Linked DNA regions of Homo sapiens: region 2 is linked to region 1. A link is a loop called in an ENCODE intact Hi-C map of the cell type or tissue named here. Cell type or tissue: PC-3. All regions are shown on one strand. Links, peaks and the distances in the headings refer to the core of each region. The heading gives the core; the rest is flanking DNA.

Evidence for each region. Hi-C counts contacts between places; a loop is a spot of excess contacts. Peaks named below come from ENCODE experiments on the same cell type or tissue, not always from the same donor. Only the 100,000 strongest peaks of a DNase experiment are listed, where the experiment ranks them.
Region 2: it touches region 1 in a loop (4-fold over the local background); 2 of 110 quality-filtered maps call a loop at or near these places.

What each region holds. Positions count from the first base shown.
Region 1 is chr3:28,847,987-28,860,165 of GRCh38, reverse strand. No RefSeq gene overlaps it. Among named protein-coding and RNA genes, the nearest start is that of LINC00693, 280 kb to the right of the region's middle. In PC-3, for the core only: a CTCF peak has its summit at 6,144; no DNase peak of the experiment used is centred there.
Region 2 is chr3:29,999,491-30,011,669 of GRCh38, reverse strand. RBMS3 (RNA binding motif single stranded interacting protein 3) reads right to left here. Exons shown (of 15, transcript NM_001003793.3): 15 at 1,284-7,814. The coding sequence ends at 7,808. Among named protein-coding and RNA genes, the nearest start is that of RBMS3-AS1, 71 kb to the right of the region's middle. In PC-3, for the core only: no CTCF peak of the experiment used is centred there; a DNase peak (open chromatin) is centred at 5,319; H3K27ac peaks cover 1,107 bases.

The DNA.
Region 1 (12,179 bases), core at 2,326-10,325:
GCTCAGGCAAACTGAACTCTGGATGGCATAAGTTTTGGGATTTTAATTTCAGCTGGAAAAACATATTTCCAACTCCAATGAAGTGAATCATGCAAGAAACAACACCAAAAGAGCAAATGACCTAGACAGCAGTGACATTTTTAATAAGCAAGATATGGATAGCTGACTTAAAAATTATTCTTCCAGGGTAAGAGACTTTGTTAACTATAAGTAGTAAGACTCTACCCATGTTCACCTAAATAATAAGTAGCTACACAAGCCACAAGTACTCATACTAGGCAAACTAAGAAAAAGGAAACTGATAAGGAAAAAGAAGGTGGAGTGAAGTTCTGGACTTTCTTTATCAGCTTTGCTATTAAAAGAATGGCAAGATTTCCTCATTATAGCTGTGATATTCTGGAACAAATATTCCAATATGTGTTGCTATACCAATAAATCTTCAGCATTTATGGAGAGCCTATGCAGTTAGTGTCCAGGAGATATATAAGAAACAATCTTTACCCTCCCCATCCTTTATAAACACAATTATGAACTAATTTCTCTCATTTTAATAATAAATTATCTAGCTCAGTTATGAAACGCAAGAACTCTAGATTCATTTCACTAAGCCAAGGAGTTCCATCACATTCTTAACACTATGGAGACTCTTCCAACAATTGGGAAAGACATGCTACATAAAAGCTGACCTAAATCTTTCCAGTTTTAATAAAGCCCCAGATCATTAAAGCTATGACAAGCAGCTCACATATTCTTTATCTCTTTTTAATGCCAAGCATCCTTTGGCATTTTTCTCATGATTACATCAATCCGTTTTATTTAACCTTTCTCAGTGAGCCCTAGTTTCCAGACTTTCAGCCATTTCACTGCCCTCCTCTGGACTGCCTCCGAAATCTCCACGTTCCTCCTTCCGAAATCTGCAACTGGACAAGTTACTCATTGTGCCTCATTCCAATACAAAATGCAAAATAAAATAAATCTAAGCTAGCCTCAGCACAAATATAAAAGGGAGAAAATCTCAATACAATTAACCAGTAAAGATTGATTTGGTAACTATGTTCAGTAGATTTTGCCTCTTGGTTTTACTTATTTTCCAGTGAGAGAGGAGAAATAAATGAGTCTTATTTAAGGAGACCTAACCAAGCCTTTGTGCTTTGCTTATAAAAAGCAGATGTGGAATAACAGAGACTCCATCTTCCTCTAGGAGTTAAAATATGGCACATATTTACTGAAATCCAAATGTTCCTTGCCGAGTTTTTATTTGCTTGTTCTTTGAACCCCACTTCACTTTAACTTTACAACAATTTTGTTCCATATCTAGTATCTGCAAGGTACTCTGTTAGCAACAGGGGTTACAAGGATGCTGGGGTTCTCCTCTGAGAGGTTTTTACCTCTTCCTCCTCCCACTCTGCCCCAAAGAACAAGTAAGCCTAATGTCATCAGTCTTTATCCTATTACCGTGTCATAATTTTTTAACAGAACCTATCACTATTCGAAATTATCTTGTTCGCATATTTGTTTTATTTGACATTGTTCATGTCCTACATGAGAATCTAAGTACCAGGAGACCGGGGTTACCCTTTTTTTAACCATCACTTTTACCAGTAACGATGTCTCAGTATATATGAGATGAATGAAATAATGAATGAAGAGACTCAGTTCTTACCCTCAAAGAGGTTACAGTTAAGTGAGGGAGGTTAACACATACATAACTCTACTATAAGGAAGAATATGTAATTACTAAGGGCATATAACTGCCCTAATTCTTAAGTGTTATGGGTGCACTGTGAGAGATCAAGCCCATTTGGAAGATTCTAGAAAGACTGTGGTCAAGATGTGGCAGTCATTGTACTTAGCTGTTTTAAATGTACAGTTAGCTAGAATCCATATGCCAAGACCATAGCATACACAGGCTGTGCATGTTGTGTACTGCATGAGGGAGCCATTCACAACATAAAAAAATTATACCTTGGTATATTACAACACTCTTCCAGCAGTTGTAAAGTGCCTTGCTGTAATAAAATTGGCATATTAGGACAATTGTCCAACCGGTGGAAGTAAAATATCTTGGGAAGGGTACCTTTTTCTCATTTACAAAAAGGTGCCCTGTGGGCTATCAATGGTCTTACATGTGCAGGGTTGACTTTAGGCACATGTAAGATGTTAGGCCCAACTTGCTAGCCTTGGGCTTTCAGTATCCTAAGCCAGACGGAAGAGGTAAAGGCTAAGAGGTTTCATCGCAGAGACTGCTTTAAATAACCAGAATGTGGGACCCAGGCTCTAAGGTGCCCTCCAATGACCGCTGCTTTCTGGTATTCACACCTCTCTGTAGGCCCCTCCCATATTATTCGACCAATAAAATACTGTAAAAATGATAGTATGTCATTTCCTAGACCAGGAGAGAAGAGACTAAGGTTTTCACCTTGGGTACGCTCTCTATCATTTACTCTGGGAAAAGCTACAACATGGGTCACCCTATGAGGAGTCCCATATGGTGAGGAATTAAAGCCTCCTATAAACAACCACATGCGTGAGCTTAAAAGCTGATACTCTAGCCTATCAAGTCTTCTGAGACTGTAGCACTAGCTAATGGCTTGACTGTAGCCGTAAAAGGGACACTGTGCTGGAGCCAGCTACCCAATCTACACTCAGAAACTATGTAAGATAATGTTGCTTAAGGCTGCTAATTCTTAAGGTAATTTGTTATCTACAGCAACAGATAACTCATGAACCTTATTCGCAGAAACACTATTCACCTTTAACTGTGGTACAAGTAAAAGTCTGTAGAAAGCCTATAGCATCCAGTGAATCATTCCTAGGGGAAAGAAAGACATTATTCTTTTGAAACACAGAAAACAGGAGTTTCAGGATTTTTCCCCCTTTAGGTCTTTCCAGAAAAATTAATTCCCTGAATTTTTGAATTGTTATTTAACATGTCTTGCAGTCACTTTCTTCAAGGAGACAGAACCAGCCATAAGTCCCCGAAGACGTGAGCACAAGGTAACCTCCAGCTCCCTTTCTGCACAAAACTAAAAAGAGCGAACAGGATGCTCAGTAAATAAATAAGCTTCCTGTTATTAACTCAACTTGATCTTGCTGCATCTTACAAAAATGAACTGACTCACTTTAGCTACAGGGCTCAATCTGCCAGACCATGTCTCAGAGAATCAGAAATCCTCCTCTACCAGCTCCATAGCAGGGCAGTGTAGGGACTCCTGTTTTCAAGCTAACAAGAGAAGGTGAGGCATACACAGCATCCATAAGGAAAGCTTGAGCTGACTCACTGTTTCCCAAACTGTGTTGTACAGAAATTGGACCCACAGAATGGACTACTGAAATATGGTTCTTTGGTCAGTTTCAGGCAATACTACACTTTCTAAACGTTCCGATTCAGGACTCAGCAAAATTTTTCTTTAAGGGGGCCTAGAGTAAATATTTTAGGCTTTATGAGCCATATGGTCTCTTTCACAATTCCTCAAATTTGCAGCCATAGACAATATGCAAACAAATGAGTGTGGCCGTATTCCAATAAAACTTTATTTGCAAAATCATTCTTGGGTCAGATCTGGCCCACAGGTTGCTGTTTATATAGTGTTCTTATCTCTCTCTTGTATGTTGGGGTATGAGGAAAGCAGGAAAGCTAACACAGAGGACACTGCTCTCTTGAGGAATTTCTGGACATTTTAGCATATAAAAGGCGCTGAGAATTTCTGATTCAAAGACCTATTCATGGATCAATGTGTTAAACCCAGTTTCCCAATGTTATTTGTCGAGTGAACCTATTTACTTATCTTCTTCTTCCCTCTTTATCTCAACTTATTTACTTATTGAATACCTATTAAACATCTCAGGGAACTGGTCTTCCTTAGAACACACCTGAGTAAGTGAGTTATCTAATTTGTAGTACATATCAGCCTGAACATATCAGTCTGAACAATTTGACCCTAAATCTTCAGAGTACTGGTTTGGAACTTGGAGTATCAATGAAGACTTTAAGTAATATCTTAACTTTCTTAAAGAGGATAGTTTCAAAGATAGAAAACTTAAAAAGTGTTTGGTTTGCGACTTCTTTATGGAGGATTGATTGAGTGACTGCTTGCCACATTTTCCTAGGTCTACTCCCACTTGAGAATTGGTCACTACTTTGGGAATTTGTGAAGTAAAAATCATCATATTGGATCACTACCTCCAGAAAATGTCAAGACACTAGCATATCTAGAATTTAAAACTCAAAGCTGGGATGGGCACAGTGGCTTATGCATATAATTTCAGCACTTTGGGAGGCCAAGGTGAGGATTACTTGAGGCCAGGAGTTTGAAACCACCCTGAGCAACATAGCAAGATGCTGTCTCTACAAAAAAACAAAAATAATAATAATATTAGCTGGGTGTAGTGGTGCACACCTATAGTTCCAGCTACTCAGGAGGCTGAGGAGATAGGACTTCTTGAGCCCAGGAATCTGAGGCTGGTATGAGCCATGACGGTGCCACTTTTCCTCCAGCCTGGGCAACAGAGACTCTGTCTCCAAAAAAATATAAATAAACAAAAACCAAACTCAAAGTTGATTCCACTGGCTGGATTTGTGGATTGAAGATTTTCTAGCAAGTGTTTTGGAAACTTGTAAAACACATGTAGTGGTGTCAGGCATTGTCAGAGTTCTTTTAAACAAAAGAAATCTTGAATTTCCTCATTAGTCACCCATGATTGCAGGCAATTGTTGCCAAGAAAACCAATCCCGGTACAATGTGGGAGTTGACTACACCAAGGTATTAATACCAGGAGGCAGGTATTGGAGGCCATCTTGGAGGCTGCCTACCATATAAGGTATATGAAAAGAAATCTGGGAACGTTTTGTTTCTTTTAGATCTGAGACTAATTATGTGGCATTAATCAAGTCATTTCTACTCATCTATAAATTGAGAAGGTTGAACTAAAGTCATACTTTCCAGGAATACATGAGTCTTTAAATATTCATATGTCACATTATATATTATCAAGGTGTTTTCATAATATTGCTGTCATACAGAGGACAATATTAAATGGGAAGGATCTGGCCACAGGCTAGCTAGAACACAGTTTCTGGGAATGTAGCTGCCCCTAACCAGGATTCCAACCCAATCACATTTTCCTCAAAGCCATATGAATTCTCAGGAGAGTCAGACCTCCCTGGACTTAAATGCTACCAATGCACTATAATCCACAAAGCTTTTCAAAGATTGAAAGTGGTAGAGGCATTTGCTGAATTTTAAGTGTGTTTTAATTAACACCTCAAAAAATTAGAGATCCTTCTTTCTATCCCTAATCACAGAGAGACATGAAACTCCCAAGTTTTCCCCTATAAGAACATGTCCAGAGACACTGCGCAGCCCTCCACTGTCATCCTGGGATTTCCTCTCACCTCTTTACCTTCAGCATAAAACTAAATGGGAGGACCAACTTCTCCTCTGCAAAAGTAGCAACGGATTCCCCTTCAGTTGCAATGAGCTACCCAACCACTGGCAGTTGTAACAAGGCTCCAACTTGACCATTTGGCCGTAGGTACCGAGGAGAGCATAGCCACAGCTCCAGCAATGAATCATCCTCCATGCTAACTGTCAGGTAAAAACTGCCCTCAGTGTGCATGCTTCTCAAGGTGGGTGTGCTTACAGGTAGAAAACGTTTAAAGTCTTGCTCTATGACTGAATGGAGTATGTCAGAGAGAGCACATATATGACCTTTCTTGAAAATGATCATATAGCTAATCCTTGTGGGCATAAATGGTGTAGAAAAGTTTGAAAAGTATGTCAATTTTTCCCCCAAAGAAACTAAAGATTTTATAATTATTAAAAGAAGGAACAACTTCTATAAAACTTCATCTAAAAAAGCAACTGTATACCCTTAAAATACTCATTAGTAAGTTGGGGGAAAGTTAATTATTTCAAATACAGACTTCTGTTTGGAAGAATATTGTTGCCACCTACATAAATTGAAACTGGAAAAAAAAAAAACGTGGAGGAGGGACATGAAGTGGAGAATTGAGCCTAATTTTTGGAGAGTAAGATTTAGGACCAGCACATGTAAAAGCAGTCACAAGCATTAAATGAAAAAAAAAAATTAGCTGCCCAGTGTAATGTGTATTTAAGTGGAGTCAATTCCAAGAAATTGTGGAAAGGCTGCCCTCTTCAGACACACTATTTTTTTTTTCATTTTAAGTTGCTATAGATTTTTCTATATACATTTCTCTATAGAGAAAAATGGAAGGTGGTGTAAAATATTTTTAATATTTTGTACAGAGCTTTAATATGTAAAAGTCAAACAAGTATGTGGAAAAATGTTATTAAGTACCTGGTTTGCCTGTCTGGACTTGCCTTGAGTATGTATCTTATAAGTATTCCACGCAGCTCTTGAAGTAGCTAAGCAAGCTTTAGAATCCTGAGTAGTAATTAATTAATGGAGCTGTCTGGGGCCAAAATGTTTACCTCAACTGTCATGTACCTAAGTACATTCAGAATAACCACCTGAATTCACAATAATTGGCTTTCATGTCATTAGAATTTTTAATAGCTATGATGAACTCTATACTTATTCCACACAAAACTCTTGTTTTCTGTTTTATTCCTGTCATTTTGAACAACCTGAAATGACAATTAAGAGAGTTCTGTCATAAAGGAAGACATTGTGCACATTTGGGACCTTTGGGAGGCACTAATTCTGCTGTCAGCTGAGTTTCCTTAAAATGTTCTATGGCAGGTGGTAGAGAGAACTGCATGGAAAACTTCATTTGAAACACAACTTGTTTCTCCATATTTCCTGATCTTTTCATTTTTCTTTCAAATGTTTACTTTTTCAATGACCAAATGCAAGTTATGAGTCTAAAAAAAGATAGATTCCAAAAAAACATACCCTGAAACAAATTTTAATTATTTATAGTCTATCCAGAGCAAAACTGAGGAAAAAATTAAAAAAAAATTCCGAAAAGTCAGAAAATGCCACCAGTGTATTATCTTCTGCAAGAAGGATAGGAAGAAATGTACTCTGCAAGGTAGCCTCTTTTGCTTTATAACTACAATGGAAAGAAAAGGTATATAATATGCTCATAAACAGAGGTCATTGGGGAGGGAAATTCTAAACATCATGTTTGAGAAACAGTTGTTTATGAAAATCATGTTGGAGTTTGTAGGAAAATAATGTGTGCAGCAATGATAATTGTTGATTTACATAATACTTGGCTATGTAATATACATGTGCATTTGTGCAGACATAGTATAGAACTTGTTTATAATTTGAGGTGACTGGGCTCAAAATAAGTACATGTCAGCGTGTTTCTTCTCTGGCTTTTAATATTCAGTTTTGTGTATAATTGATACACTAAAATTTTTATGATGGCTAAAATAAGAGTAAATAAATTATGAGGATTTAAAATATCATCCATCTGCCAGGAATACTCAGTTTTTCTTTGAATGGATACTTAACAATTGCCATTCTTGAAGACACTTCTAGCAGATTAAAAATTTCTTTGGCTTCTTGTGCTCCCAAATTACTCAGGTCTAAACTAAGATTGGTAAAGAACCAAACTTCAAACATGACCACATATTTTATATCTATGCATAGCTTAAATTCATAGCATTTGGGCAGAAAAGCCAGCATAGCACCAAATGCTGAGCTTAGACTATACCTGTATACCGGGATAAAATGAGGGAATTCCAAAAGGAACCAAGAGAAGGTACTTTCTACTCTACAAGTAAGGCTTTGAGGTAAAAAGAAGATAATCACATGTGCCATAACTTCTGGGAATTCAAATATAAGCAGATTTGCTTACATAATTAAAATTCTGTGAAATTATATTTTGAACATGTATTCAAATACAAATGCTACATATGTATGTTTATAACATTATAAACTTGTAAAGTTCATATATAATATAAACTTAACTAATATCAATTGTATATTATTATATAGGTAATACCTTATAAATATATAGTATATATTTATATAATATATACAATATGTTATATATATGTGTATATGTATTACTTAGATTTATATATTATAAACACAAGGATATATTTACTTGTGTGTATAATACACAAGTACGTCAGTTTCCCCTTATTTGTGTCTTCACTCCCATCCCCACCCACTGTCAACCACAATCTGGAAATATTACATACAATAAGATATTTTGAGAGAGAGAGAGAGACCACATTCACATAATTTTTATTATAGTATATTGTTTTAACTTTTCTATTACTAATTATTGTTAATCTCTTACTGTGCCAAATTTACAAATTAAACTTCATCATAGGTATGTATGTATAGGAGAAAACAGTATATATATATATATGGTTTGGTATTATTTATGGTTTCAGGTATCCACTAGGGCTTTTGGAATGTATCCCCTGTGGATAAGGGGGACTACTATATTTATAATGCACTACATATATGTTATAGAACATATTACATATAAAATATAATATATATTACACATTATATATGCATAGTACATAATTATTATAATGTGAATGTTATCTAATGTTACATATTATTTATACTACATATTATATTGCCGCATATGTGTACATACAAAACCCCATGTAATATTTCAGAGATTTCTAAAGGTTATCTTAATTGTATGCAATTTCTACCTTCCATTAGGACACTAGAATATAACCCCTTTCATAAAAGATGATGCCATTGTTATCTGTTCTTCTCACAAGAGCACCTCACAAGCCTTCCTACTCCTGCAAACATGAACTTATCTCTAATATTGCACTCAGCAACTCGATGCTCTTTCAGATCTAAGACCAATTAATTTTCTTATTGATATTGGCTATTTTGGCCTTGTTCTGCTGACTATTTTAATTACAACTTTGTGGGATAATTATTGATGTCTCTATCATAAGTTGAAATGAAAGAAAGAGCAAGTTACCCAGGATGTGTGAAAAAGACAGTTAATGGTTAACGCTGGGACAAGCCTGCTTGATGGGCATGTGGGTACTGTAACCACTGAACCTCCCAGCCTCTCCATGTTTTCTGTGGTTTGATTAGCAAATATTATGAGGCACCAGATGATTCTTAAGATATCAGCACAATCCTTTTAAAAGGCCTCTGAAACCTCTTCTTCCCTCACATGCACATTAAATAAGCCAGCATTCACACCAACTTCCCCTCACAGACTGGCCATTATGAGCTACTGGTTCCATAGCACAGACACATGCCAGGGGAAAACCCCACATTCAGAAGGGTTGTTTTTTGTGATTAACTGGTAGAATCAAGAGGAGAAAAACATAACAGGGCGAGAGCCCGAGAAATGCATAGCCATTTTTCCCACATGAGCAAAATGCTCATAAAAACAAATGGTGCATAGAGCCAATAGGGCAAAATTCGGGCATGGGCTTGTCTTTATAATCACTTATAAAACTATGGGAGAAAAGGGAGGATGTCCAATGTGACATCCTAACATATTTTGCTGTATACTTCTTGGCTTTGTTAGTGAGCAGGCAGGAGTGGCCCTTTCTCAAGGAAAACCTCACGCTTCACGGCATGAACAGGGACATACATGACCAACAGTTGTGTTTGTGAAAGCACACATAGTTCTGGGCACATACAACTCCTTTAATCACCCAAAGGAAAACTATTCCAGTCTGGATAAGAGAAAAGTCCCACAGCTGTGCGTAGAAGGAAACAGCCAGGAGGTCTCCAGAAAGCACCAGCCCTATCTTTTAGCTTGCTGCTTCAGGATTTCCCATTGCTGTGCCAGGTCTGAGGTCCATGCAGAATGTTAGACTCAGAATACTGGAGCTAGAAATATCTGTAATGAGTATCTGTTGAGTGGCTTGCCTAGTTCCCATTCTCACATTTTTTTTATAACAATAGCAGATTCCTTTGAGAAACTCCTCCACCCTCACTACATAGCAATTCAGGGGCCTTGTCCTCCAGATGACCCAAGCCTGCCAGGCAGTTTCCTTACCAAAAATTTGGATCTTGAATAGAATGGCCCCAAAGGCAACTAGAGGTGATTCATCCTGACAGAGGTGCCCTGGAAAGACCATTTATCAGCTGCTATAACTGTCCTAGATCCCTGGAGCTTCCCTGGTTGTTTCCTTTTCCAAGCATGAAGGCTCATTTTTTAAATTTTAATTATATAATCTACAACATATCTGTCCATAAATTTCATTTTGCTTGAGTTAGCCAGGGTTTGCTTCTGTTAGCTTGAAACCATAACTGGTATAGACCATTACCAATTACCTTGTATCCAATTTATTTGCCAATCTATACTGCACATTATGTTCTGCTCATCATATACATGATTTTCTCTTTATATATATATAAATACATATTATATTATAGTACATTCCATTCTACTATAATATACTATGCCATATATTTTTTTCATCCTTAAAATGCCCTGATGGTAGATTTATTCATGCAATTACATTAGAGATGAGGAGATAATGGAAGCGAAAATAGGCTTCACCAGTGTACATCAGGATCACCTAAAGGCTTTATTAAACCACAGACTCCTGGTTCCCATCTTCAGACTGCTGATTCAGTAGGTCTGAGAGGGGCTCTGAGAAGTTATTTTTTTTAACAAGTTCCCAGATGATAATGTTGCTCATCCAGGACTACATTTTGACTTCCACTAGCTTGAGTCAATGCTTCTCAAAGTTTAATGAGCTTACAAATTGTTTAGGGAATAGATTCTGATTCAGCAAATATGGGGTGCAGCCTGAAACTCTGCATTGCTAACAAGCTCCAGGAGATGCTGAGGCCACCGGACCACAATGAATAGCAAGGGATCACTTGGCTGAGCCAGATCTCACAGTAAATAACTGCCAGAGCTACAACCTGATTTCAGGTTTGCCTTCTCTTATTCACTCTACTGCTTCCCTTCAAAAAATCTGGTCTTTACAAATAAGAAGCCTGAATACCAGAATGATCATATAACTTGACCAGATCTCACAGCTGGTTAGTTATAAATTCATCAGCGCACAACCCCAATCTTTGACCACCAGCCCAGGATATCATCCTCTGTAGTGCTCAAGAGTTCACCAATTATGGTGCTTTCATATCCATTCCTCATTGCATCCGGATAAAAACATCAAGGAAGGGACAAGGCCAGCATTCATTCATGTTTCACTGACAAGGCAAGTAGGCAAAGTGCAGAGTAGAGAAACAACCTGCTTACAATCACTCAGGTGCCAAAGCTCGACCTGACCAAAAGCAATTCTAATGCTAAGTGCAGTATCCCTGTCACCTACAACAGTCCCCTTTCAGAGGAGGCAAGACACACATTTTAGCCTTAGTCTAAATTACAGAAAGACTGTAGAGAACAGGTGTCAAAACGAGTGATCCACCAGCCCTATCCGGCCCATAGTGCTGTTATATCCTGACAGAGTTGCCCTGGAGAAATCATTTGTCAGCCTCTATAAATGTCCTAGCTCTCTGGAGCTTTTCTGGTTGTTGTATATATTTGTTTGGTTGGTCAGTTGGTTGCCTTATATTTAAATATTGGGAACTTTTAGATTATAAACCAGAATGAAAATTGTGAAGACCTGGCAAAACAGAGTCCAGATTCACACTTTACAAAAATCAGCTCTGACTGTAAGGAGAGGAGCACTGGGGCATGTGGCTATTAAAACAGCCACAAGGTCTTAGATAATGGTCATTAAAGCAGCCACATGGCCAGTCATATGAATTTATATGATGGAAACTAAAGTAGCTTCCCCCCTTTGTAAGGACAAAGAAAAATACTTCAGTAAAGTCCCCAGTCAGCCTTCAGCTTGGAAACCCTATGGGCATTAAAATTTGAATCGCTGAGAAAAATTAGAGGCCCATGAAAACAGGGCACTTAATTGCCAATATTTCCCTAGGATACTGTTCAGGAAGGTGCAGAACTGAGCCAGGTTTTTAGAAAAGGTTGTATCTGTTCAAGGACTGGAGAGAAAAATCCAGCATGCATGCCCCTGTCCTTGCTGTTAAATGAAGGTGGCATCTCACCTTTGAATGACAGCTGAGTTCACAGGTGCCCTTTCTCTCATACAAGTACAAATTGCTAACACTGCCTAAGTAACCACAGGGTCTCTACTTATCATAAAATCCTAGCACTTTGATTGGTGATGGTTTGCTGGTTTGGAGAATACTCTGCCTTTTTAAAAATTTTCATTTTCTCTATCCTCATGGATTAGTGGTCCCTGTTGCACACA
Region 2 (12,179 bases), core at 2,239-10,238, 1.2 Mb before region 1:
TTCTCCACAGCCTCCCCTGGGTGCATGTATTCTAAAGCAAGAAGATGCCATGTGGGAAATCACCTTGATGTAGTGGTAGCTTCCAACTACACTGTTATGCAGATTATACTAGAAGTCATAGAACAGAAAGACTCACAGACCAATAAAGATGCTAGAAGCACGGGGCTTATTAAATCAATTTTAAATACACAGAAAAGAAACAAGGTGAAAGTCATGGGGTAGGTTGACTCATTGAGGTTAAAGTGCGAGAGGGGTGGAAGCACACTAGCTGAATGTTCTGCAATGTTGGTATATATACTCCTTTTCCCTCTGCCACATCATCCTTCTCCAGTGATGGTGTGTTATACCAGAGTTGGGTTTTGAGCAATGAAAGAGGGAGCCAGTGGAGCATTCTTACTCCCTCCAAGACAATCAGGGGCAAACCACTGAAATTCACCAATTAGGTTGATGAGCTGCTGTGGGTACCAGAATGGAAGGCAACAAAGAGTGAGCAAATTAAGACCTAATGAATAGTGAATGCTTAATTTTCTCATATATATATATATATCTAGTGTATCACATATAGTGTTTTCTTGGTCTTTCTTTCCCTTTCTATTTTTGTTCACACTCACATGCTGTACTTAGCTTTTCTGTCTTAAGGGTCGCTTTGTTGTTTAACACATCATAGGAATTTCATGTATCCCTTTGTTTTCCTGTCTTCTACAGTAGAATGGAATATTTTTGAACAACACAGCAAATGACTATTACAGAACAGGATATTACTGGCTCTTAAATATGAGCTCCAAGCTAGCTTGGATTACTCTGGTCTGGAAAAATAGGTTTTCTTTTTATTTGCTTAGCACAGTCTTCTGTAACTTGAGGAATGGACACTTCTGATTTTGGTTGACCTGGATTTAATCCTTGCAGGGATACAAACCATAGGTGTCAAATATAACTGGCCTTCATCCAAGATTCATCAAGTAGTTGGTAGCTGTTAGGCATGTTTGGAGACAGGAGTTCTGTGGTCTCTAAATCCCTAAACTTGAGAATGAGGAAGATTGTGGGAGTCCCTGGGAAGACCTAAATGGTCCTCTCTTTCTAAATTCCCACAAACAGTGGCTTTCTCAGGTCCCCTTGGCATGTATTGAATATTCTCTCCTCTGTCATTTTTTGTTAGCTGAGATGATTATTTAAAAAATTCCAGCACTGTTCCAGATTAAAGGTGGGCACCACTCCTTCCTATCAGCCCTCCTCCCACAACCAGTCTCTGGATGAGTGCAGAAAAACACAACAGCCCTATTCAATTGATTTTATTTTCATTTTTTATTGAAAGCTTCATCAAAGAAAACAGAAGTTTAAACCTAACATCCACTGATCTACAGAAAGCCCAAGGGATGGGGGAGATGGTTGCTAATTTGACTGTGGTACAGATGAAGAAATTAAAAATAAAACCAGAAACACCTTAGAATTACAGAACTTTCCATGACAGTCAGAGACAGCAGTACAAAAATGCTCTTAAATAAAGTTCAAAATTGAATGATGTTTCAGAAGTTCCATGAAGTTGAATATGGACTGAAACAAGGGTTTTAAAAGAAGCTGTGTCCCTTTTTTTTTTTATAGAGACTGAATATCTCATAGCAGATACTACTACATATATTTTTTTAAATTAAGATTCCATTTTTCTTCTTCTTCTTTTGAAATAAATGGAAGCATTTGTGTCCAGAATAGAGAAAACTTTTTCAAATATCTTTTTGAAATAATTTTTACAGTTCCTGAAAAGCATGGAATAACTTATTTTTTTATATATGAAGAGATAACATATTTGAGGGAGGAGGAAAAAACATCTTTCTCAATAATCTTAGACCAGAGGGTTTGAAACAAAATATAACATTAAAGTTACACTTTGGACATTGTTTAAATTTGATGTGATCATAAAAATAATCCACGGGGGTGTCAAAGTCATTCGGCCTTAATAAGTAACGCAGTCAAAATGTAATGAAAACAATGCAATAGTTTTGGTCAAAGAAAGATTTAAAAATATGAATATGACTGTACCAAGAGCTACCGTTATACTCTCATTGCAGAAGTCGTGTTGATCCGTGCTACTGGTTCAAATTTAGTGGAGTGAAGGAAACAAAAATAGCTTTCTTTTGAGGGAAGCTGAATTCTTTGCTATGATTTTTTTCCCATATATTCTGCAAGAATTTAGCCAACTCTCAATTATTTGTGGTAGATAAGAAAAGACATTATAGATAATCAAAATTTATGACATATAATGTACTGATATTAATTTTACCAATGATTTCAAACCCCCTTAAGAAATTAATACTTTATAAGAAATAAAATAATCAAATTTTATTTCCAATTGTTTGTTCCACCCTCAGGTGACATGCTAATAAAAGGAAACAGAGCCCAAGCCCTACACGCTGAAAAGAAAAAACAAAACACACCCACAAAGTAGATAATTAGCCCTTCAAAAATTGAGAGTGATTGTATTTATGCACAATTTAGAAATTGGGGCAGTAGTAAGAAAAGCTCAAGTATGACTCAGTGGCCTAGTGGTTCTTCCTGCAGATCCAAGCTTGACTGCACCTCTACTTCAGCTTTAAAGCTTTCTAAGTGGAAGAAAATTTTCTTGATATATTATTTTCCCTCACAAAAATAAACAGAAATGAATATTGAAAGCCATTCATCCCTTTTTTGCTATAGAGAGTATCTATATGTTAGAGTATAAAGCCAATGATAAAAGAAATTAATCTGGGGTGAACTCTTGTCTCTCACATCATAAAAGGTCTTTGGGGCCAGTTGGGGATTTAGTGTTTAGTTTTTGTACTTTCCTGAATGCTATGTAATCCGCAAAGGACAGCCATGACCAAGAGCATTTGGATTAAAGGACCAATTTCATACTTAAGAATGTTTGGTAAGAAATGTTAAACTTGAGTCAGACCCAACTGTCTTCCAATGCCACAGTGGATGTCATTTGTAAAACAAATTGATTCATTAATGAAATCCCATTATCACTTGCCACAGGAAGGGTAGAGTGTACAGAATCAATGAGCCTGTTTAAATTCTGTCAATCCCTCAGATTGAAGTGAGAGGCTGTCAGTCCCAGTAAGCTCAAAATTTTGAAGCATGCCAGCTACAATAACATGAAAGACAAAATCTCATCCTTCACTTTTTACTGAAGACAAAGTAATATAGATCAAGGTTCTATGACAGGTTTAAGCTTTATTATAGTGTGTGATTCCTCAAATGTGCTGAATGTTGTTATACACGTACATAAACATTGTCCCTTTACTTGATTTCAAATCATATAAAAAAACATTTATTAGTGAAACCCACTTGAGAATTTCTGCTTATCAGCTCATCTGCAGTGGTTCATGCACTCAAATTAAGAATGAAAATGAATTGCCAAATGTATTTTAATCTCCTATTAACATCATAATGTCTAGACAGCCTATTGAAACTTCTCCTCAGTCGTGAAGATGACTGCAAGAGTCCTAATTAAATCAAATTTCACTTTTCATTAATAGGGGTTTTAGGCCACTGTAAAAAAAAATAGGTATTTAGCAAATATCCCAATTATTTAAATAAAGAGGTTTTTTTGGGAAAAAAAAATTACTTTTTTGGAGTCATGCATAAATTGAAAGTACTTTTAAAGCACTTTGCAAGGGGTCCAAAGATGTATTTTTAGGCATAGTAAAATAAAGTGAAATTCCTGCTTTAAACAGCCTTCTTCAGTTCTCAGCCTTATATTTCTAATGAGAGTGCTTTTAACACCATGCAGTTTTTCATTAGAAGGGGGTGGAAGTGAGTCATATGCTTTCAAATGTGACAGATCTGCTAAGGTCACAGGAGGAAGTAATTCAAGTGAAATTTGGAGGTAACATTCTGAAATGTTGAAATCTACCAAGGAAACAAACTAATCCTCGCAAAACTAGAGTCAGGTAGAGGACTGTTTTAAAAGAGTATTATGACATTTGCAATATTCAAGACATGTCAGCATTCAAGGACAAACTGTCATCAGCACCTGCCAGTATGACCTTCAGTTCACTTGGGCTCATTACGTTGTCTTTAGAAGACATGGCCATGTATTGGGGAGCTCCAAGTTACCATGAACACTTTGCCTCCCTTGACAATACCATACCATTATTAAAAGAAAACTCACTGTTGCACTGACCATGAAACTAGAGTTTAGACGAGACAGTGTTTCTCTCATTTGGATTGTGGCTTTAGTTTGTTTCCTGATGTTTAAGCTAAGTCTTGGCTATTAAAGTCAAAAGGAAAAATGGAAACATCCAAATAAATGCTTGAAAATCTGGTGGACCAGAATGCACAGAAAATTAACTTCAACTTAAAGAAAAAAAAAAAGATTATAGTCCTAGTTAGGATGGGCGACAGAGCGAGACTCCGTCTCAAACAAACAAACAAACAAATCACTACAATATATTTTGTTGATTAAATTTGAATTCTGTTGTCTGTATATATTGAAAACTTATTTTGGTTTATTACCACACAATGTAATGCTGCTTACCTGTTGATGCTTTTTTTTCTCTCCCAGACTTGGCTCTTCAAAACAAGTCTTAGGTAAGACAACAGACAAAGCAGGGCAAATTTGAGTATGTGCCGTTGTTTTCCTTCTATTTTTTTTCTTTTTGGTTTGAAAACATACATTTTATAGAATGGCATGATATAAACTATCCAAACACAAAACACACATGAACACATCAAATGACAGGTCATTTCCTTTTGCAGAAACTGGCTTAAAAAATTGATATTGAAATTTCATAGTTGAAAAAAATATTTCTGAATGTACAAATAAAGCAGCAGTTTTGAATAGAAACAGGAAGTTACCTAGGCACATTCATTAGCCACATGGTAGCTACCTCTTAGCCTCATTGTTGATTGTGTGAATGAGACTTTCTTTGTATCACATTAATACATGTTTTTGGTTATTTTTTCACAAAAATGAAAGAAAGTATGTTGGTTTCATATTCAAATGAATTATGCCCAGGATAATCCTTATTTATACAAAAAGAGTTTAGAGAGTGAAAAAGAGAAACAGAAAATATGGTTCTCATACATGTCTTTTTGTACCCCAAAAAACTTTGGGGCCCACTTTTCAAAGATAAAAACTTAAGTGCCACCTTTATAATGCATGGGAAGCTGAAGGATGGAACAAAAGACAGTATAAATCTAGCATTTTCTCTAAAGCATGAAAAACCATAATGGTGAGTGTGACCAGTTGGAATTTCTCTATAACGCACACTACATTTTCTTGGATACACTTTTGTCTCCAATGTGACCATAAATATATGGAGTCATTCTCTGATTTGGGCTTCCAGTGCATGGGGTTGCAAATAAGAGAACCAGAGTTTACAGAAATAGTAGAATATTGACAATTTCACATGAGTCAACCTTATTACTCATGTTGACCTAATGGGAATATGATTTACCTTTAAAACTTTTTAGTTTTTAAAAAGCCTACCCTGTTTTATAGTACACTTAAATACATTTCCCTGCTTCTTTTGGACTAAGACAGGCTCCTGTGACTGACTTAGTTTTTGAAAAGAGTTTCACCTATTTGATTCAAAGGATTCATTCAGAAAGCAATCTAGTGAATGGTTCACTTAACAAATTCTATTCCATTGTCCTTAATTTCAGGTAAAACTGTAAAGGTTGAACACATATCATCTCATGAATTAAAAATGTAGATATATTTTACAGGTGGGTCAATTTAATTCATTTTAGACAAAGTTTTGCATTGTTCTAAATGCAAGTATTCCTCCTTGGCTTAAATGATTGATCAAACCTAATTCTTTTGGTTCTTATTGATATAAATCATACTGTTCCTTGATTGTCAACTAGCATTTTAAGGACTTCCCTAAATTCCACCAATAGAATTCTCAATCTTATTGGTCCTACATGCCTCAAAGAATTAAACTGAAAGAAAAAGTTCTTTCGGCAACACCAATATACAAAAATACAGTGAAAACAGGCAAAAAGATGATACCCCCTCCCCATTTGCAAAACCAAGGTGACTATTCATGGTAGGTGATGACAAAGACAGAGGTGTAAAGACAAAACCCAGAGGTGTTGTAATTTAGAGGGAAGACTATTGTTCAAATACAATGAGACCTTTCCAGGAGACCACTCACCATTTCACAGAATATCCCTAAGCTTTTTTGACAAATGACCTTTCAGACCAGGTCCAGAAAGTGTCTTTAGCTGAAATTTCATATAAAGAATATTCCACCTGTTAAATAAGCATCTTGGTTTACTAGTGGCCATCAATACAGGTTTCACTATTCAAGACAGCTAGTGAGAAACCAGAAAAGCTCACAGAATTTAAAGCCACTTGGCTCTATGAATCAGTTCATATCCAGAACTCTTCATGCTGAAACTGCTAAACACAGCAGGTACAAGCTTCTGCTATCAATGAATACACATTTAAAGAAAAGAGAGACAACTCCCCCCACCCTCTTTTTTTTTTTGCACTATGTAAAACACCAGTGGAAGGTAGTTTAAACAAACAACAAAGAAAGAACTGGTCCGGCCATGTCGGTCAAATAAATTTTTTTTTTTTTAAAAAGAAAAGAAACGAAAACAACCTCTATCTTCTGGACTGTAATAGGGTGTCACTTCATCTTTGGTATAAAATAGGCCATCCATAGGCTGAATTTGATCACAACTAGGAAAGACTACAGAAATTGTCAACAATTTCTCTATCTATTGCTTTTTTTTTGTTTTTTTTTTTGCACTTTTTGACCATAAGCTCCTATCTACTTAAGTTTTTTTTTTTAATGCTCTTAAGCTAGGTTTTGCAATGTGACAAGCAAAGCTGACTAAAAACTTTGTAAAGCTCATAAAAAAGACTGCAGATAAAAAGCACTAATGCTTTTGCTAGCGATCACGCTTTGTAAATTAAAAAAATCTGCATTCTGCCCCCCAAACACGCATTATTTCTAATGCAGTTGTTTTTAAACCAACCTTAATAACTTTACTGTAAAATGTTTTAGCCTTTTAGAATGATTCATGTCAACACTTAAGACAAAGTTCATGAAAAGTCCCAGCATTTTTCCAATTCTTGCAGTTGCCATGGTTTATCAACAAATTTTCTTCAAATGAAGAAAAACATTTTCATTTAAACTGTACAGTTTTTTCTTCACCCTAAAAACTCATAGTCTTAAACTTCTGTGCCAGTGAAAGCCGGCACAGTATTTCAATTCTTTCTTGATTTTTGTTTTCAACAAGACGTTGACAGCTTGCCTCGAGAGCCTTTGACGTCCTTAAAATTAAGGCAATTAAGATTCAAGATAAACCTTACCTACATATTTCTAAGAAAAAATAAAATAAAAAACCCACTAGATTAAAACAAGAAGGGAAAAAGAGAAAGTAGCTTAATTATTGAGGAAGACAATTTGTTTCCATTTCTATTGCCCACCTCTTGACATCAGGTTTTCTGTTAAAAAAAAAAAAAAAGTATCTACACCTTCAGAAAAATTCTGAATTCAATTCAAATGTTCTTCCACATAAAATATCAACCTTCAATGTTTTGTTTTTTGTAGTTTTTTTTTCCTCTTCTGGAAATTTTTTCTTTAATTAAAAAAATGATGGCAAAAATAAATTGTCAGACCACATGAAGACCATTTGCACAGCACATAAAAACTTTGCTTTCATTGGGTAAGGTATAACACTAAAAAAAAAACAACAACAACAACAAAAAAATGCATTCCATTGACGTCTGTGCAAACTGGAAGCCAACTTCTTGTTCAATGAAGTTTCTTCATTCAAGGCAAAGATTCAGACAGACATTCTTCAGTCCTGTTTATGGTCTGTGAAAACAATTGAATAAGAGTGGTCATTAAATTAAAGTAACTTTGAAATCACCTTCTGTGCCCTTTTCCAATGAGGCAGCTTTAAAAGATACCAAGCTTTCAATGTAACATAGTCACAAAAGCATCATAAAATCATACTGAGTCTATGAGATTGTCAAATTCTGCCACTTTCATTTAAATACAGATTTGGGCCAGAGAGTTTGTTTACATTAAAAATCAAGGGTAATAGCTTATGTTATAGCTCCTTACAGATCCTTTGAGTAATTCTGTTCCTTCAAAACTACTATAGGAATCATCACTAATTCCAGCAACAAATATGAGATTCTTTACTATGCACCCAAAATAACTGGGTTGTATGTTATCTCATGGTATTCATCACGTACATTTACATAAGGCTTATTGCCTGAGGAAATAAGTGAGACAGTTAAGAGGCCAATGCAGTTTTATTCTCTTTTCCTCTTCCCCTTCTCTACTTTCTTGTTCATTCCCCCTGTCAAGATTATAAATTTGTGAGAGCAGGAACTATATTTTACTTCTACCCTTTACCCTTTAGGCAGAGTGGTATATACACAATAGGTGTTTAACTAGAAAAATATCATTTTACTATATGCCACTTTGCTTAGCTCATGTCAAATAAAGACTTCTGCTACTGCCCCTTCTATGTTGCAAGGTTAACCTTCCAGCAGGATGACTTTACTCTTAGCTTTTTTGCCCACAGATTAGAAGTTTGTAAAATAACTTCAGAGTGGTGCTATAGAAAGAAGGACCTCTATATTATCTCTGTAAGTTACATTTAGCTGAAGGCCTCTTTGCTCAGGGTATTGGATGCCAGCAAAAAGTTATGCAAGTTCTTCTGATGCACAGTTGCTTAATTTAGTAAATTTGACTCAGTGTTACTATGTATAGTTTTACAGATTGTTTACTATATAAGATGTATGATTGAGGGAGTGGGGGCTAAATTTCAGCCCATCGTCTGCTCCCCAAGGTATGTACCCTGCAGGAAAGCTGTAACCCCAATTCACAGTGTTTTAAACTGTGTATTGTTTAGCTTGAGATGGCCTGGAAAGGACATAGTTTCCTGATTTGCAAAAAGCCATCATGTGAGCCAGCTACGGCAATTAGGAACCTGATTAATTTCTTCCTAAAATCATGTGAGGAAAGCAACTAGTTGAGAGATCGAATATTCAATTTTTATCAATAGGTTAAGTCCCTAAAAATATATTACTGTGTTATATGAGAAAGTGAGATATCTTCTAAGAAGTAAAGCAATTACAATTTTCATACAGTAGCAACAATAAGAAAAAATTTTATTAGTGGTAGTCATGGGAACCATGGTTTATATTTTAACTGTCTCTAGCTTTGCAAACTATAGACTTACTCCATTTATGTCTAAAAATCTATATTACTAAGGGAACAATTTTTTTTCTTGGTTATATAGTTGTGTGTGTATGTGTGTGTGTGTTGGGGGAGAGTCTGTTCTTTGTTCTCACTCCCATCTTCTACTCTGGTATTATTGTGTACTGAACCAAAAATGCCTAAAACACCATGAATCTCTTTAGCAGCTGCTCAGTGAATGATGTCTTATTCAGTGGACTACAGTGCATAGAATACCTGACCCATCAAGCTCAAGTACTTGATATTCACTGGTCTCAAAAGCATTGATATATTTATGAGCTAGGCTGGAACTACTTTAGGTTTTATAACTGTACACAAATGTTTCCAATAGCCCTCTCCCATAATTTGCTTGGTCTTTAAAATGGTCCCATTGCCACATGAAAACAAATGATGGCAAATAGATGGTAGTACTTTACAACTTCATATTTGCTGGCTGAAGTTTGAAGTAAAAAGGATCTTGCCATTTCAAAGAACTGAATTCACTCCTGCCGATCTCCTCTGTCCTAGAATAAATGTGAATGTGCACATTTACATAATACTTATGGATTGCACTGAAATTCCTAAAAACAGAAGGGTTTTAATTTTTTTTAGGCTGGGATCTTTGGCAACAAGAACATTTTAAGTTGGACATTTTAGAAATAAAATAAATAAATAAAATAAATAATAAAATAAGAAATAAAATAAAAAGAAATAACTTGAAAACAGGAATTCATGTGAAGAAATAATGAGTATGGAAATCAATTGCAAACGGTAAAACAGTGCACATACAATGTATTATTACAATATATTATAATACATAGAATGTTGTATTACTCACAAATGTGAAGGACATAATTTGCTCATCATTGATATACTGACAATGTATAGAAATTTGGTATTCATGGCAGTTCAGTTAGCCAGAGAAGATTTGAAGTATAAAAAGAACTTGCAATACCAGGGTTGAGATGAGGGCCTTCTAAAGTCAGAGTAAATATGGTAGAGTAGGAATTTCACTGAATTTAAGAATACAGAGTCATTTTGAATCCTCTCCTCACTCCTCCACCCTCAAAAAAAAGGCACAGTGAATATATTGGAACGTAACAAACGATAATCTTAGAAATCTATTTTAGAGGAGGAGGAAGTCTCAGAGATAGCCAAATGAAGCAATATTTTCCAGAATAATTCCTGACAGACTAGCTTCATGTAATGCTATGTAAAAAGTGGGATTCTGTGATCCAGAGTGTGGAAAAATGTCACAGTATATTCCCTCTACTGGATTACTCACAGGTAAACTTAAAGAAGTGGTTAGGGAACCCATAAAGAAAGCCATGAATATTTAAAAAAATTGTCCTTGAAAGAATTACATAGGTATCTAAATTACAAATTGTAGATGAAACTGTTAGACTTCTTTAATAATTTAATTTTTCTTTTCTTTTTTTTATTATACTTTAAGTTCTGGGATACATATGCAGAACGTGCAGGTTTGTTACATAGGTATACACACATGCCATGGTGATTTGCTGTACCCATCAACCCATCAACTACATTAGGTATTTATCCTAATATTATCCCTTCCTTAGTCCCCCACTCCCTGACAGGCCCCAGTATGTGATGCGCCCACCCCCGATGTCCATGTTCTCACTGTTCAACTCCCACTTATGAGTGAGAATATGCAGTGTTTGGTTTTCTGTTCTTGTGTTAGTTTGCTGAGAATGATGGTTTCCAGTTTCATCCATGTCCCTACAAAGGACATGAACTCATCCTTTTTATGACTGCATGGTATTCCATGGTGTATATATGCCACATTTTCTTTATCAAGTCTATCATTAATGGGCATTTGGGTTGGTTCCAACTCTTTGCTATTGTGAACAGTGCCACAGTAAACATTCGTGGGCATGTGTCTTTATAGTAGAATGATTTATAATCCTTTGGGTATATACCCAGTAATGGGATTGCTGGGTCAAATGGTATTTCTGGTTCTAGATCCTTGAGGAATCACCACACTGTCTTCCACAATGGTTGAACTAATTTACACTCCCACCAACAGTGTAAAAGTATTCCTATTTCTCCATATCCTCTCCAGCATCTGTTGTTTCCTGACTTTTTAATGATTGCCATTCTAACTGGCATGAAATGGTATCTCATTGTGGTTTTGATTTGCATTTCTCTGATAATCAGTGGTGATGAGCTTTTTTTCATGTTTGTTGGCTGCATAAATGTCTTCTTTTGAGAAGTGTCTGTTCATATCCTTTGTTTACTTTTTGATGGGGTTGTTTTTTTCTTGTAAATTTGTTCAAGTTCTTTGTAGATTCTGGATATTAGACCTTTGTCAGATGGGTAGATTGCAAACATTTTCTCCCATTCTGTACGTTGCCTGTTCACCCTGATGATAGTTTCTTTTGCTGTGCAGAAGTTCTTTAGTTTAATTAGATCCCATTTGTCTAGTTTGGCTTCTTTTTGCTGTTGCTTTTGGTGTTTTAGGCATGAAGTCTTTGCCCATGCCTATGTCCTGATTTTCTTCTAGGGTTTTTATGGTTTTAGGTCTTTTTTTAAATTATTATTTTATTATTATTATACTTTAAGTTTTAGGGTACAGGTGCACAATGTGCAGGTTTGTTACATATGTACACATGTGCCATGTTGGTGTGCTGCACCCATTAACTCATCATTTAGCATTAGGTATATCTCCTAATGTTATCCCTCCCCACTCCCCCCACCCCACAACAGTCCCCGGTGTGTGATGTTCCCCTTCCTGTGTCCATGTGTTCTCATTGTTCAATTCCCACCTATGAGTGAGAACATGCAGTATTTGGTTTTTTGTCCTTGTGATAGTTTGCTGGGAATGATGGTTTCCAGTTTCATCCATGTCCCTACAAAGGACATGAACTCATCATTTTTTGTGGCTGCATAGTATTCCATGGTGTATATGTGCCACATTTTCTTAATCCAGACTATTTGGACATTTAGGTTGGTTCCAAGTCTTTGCTA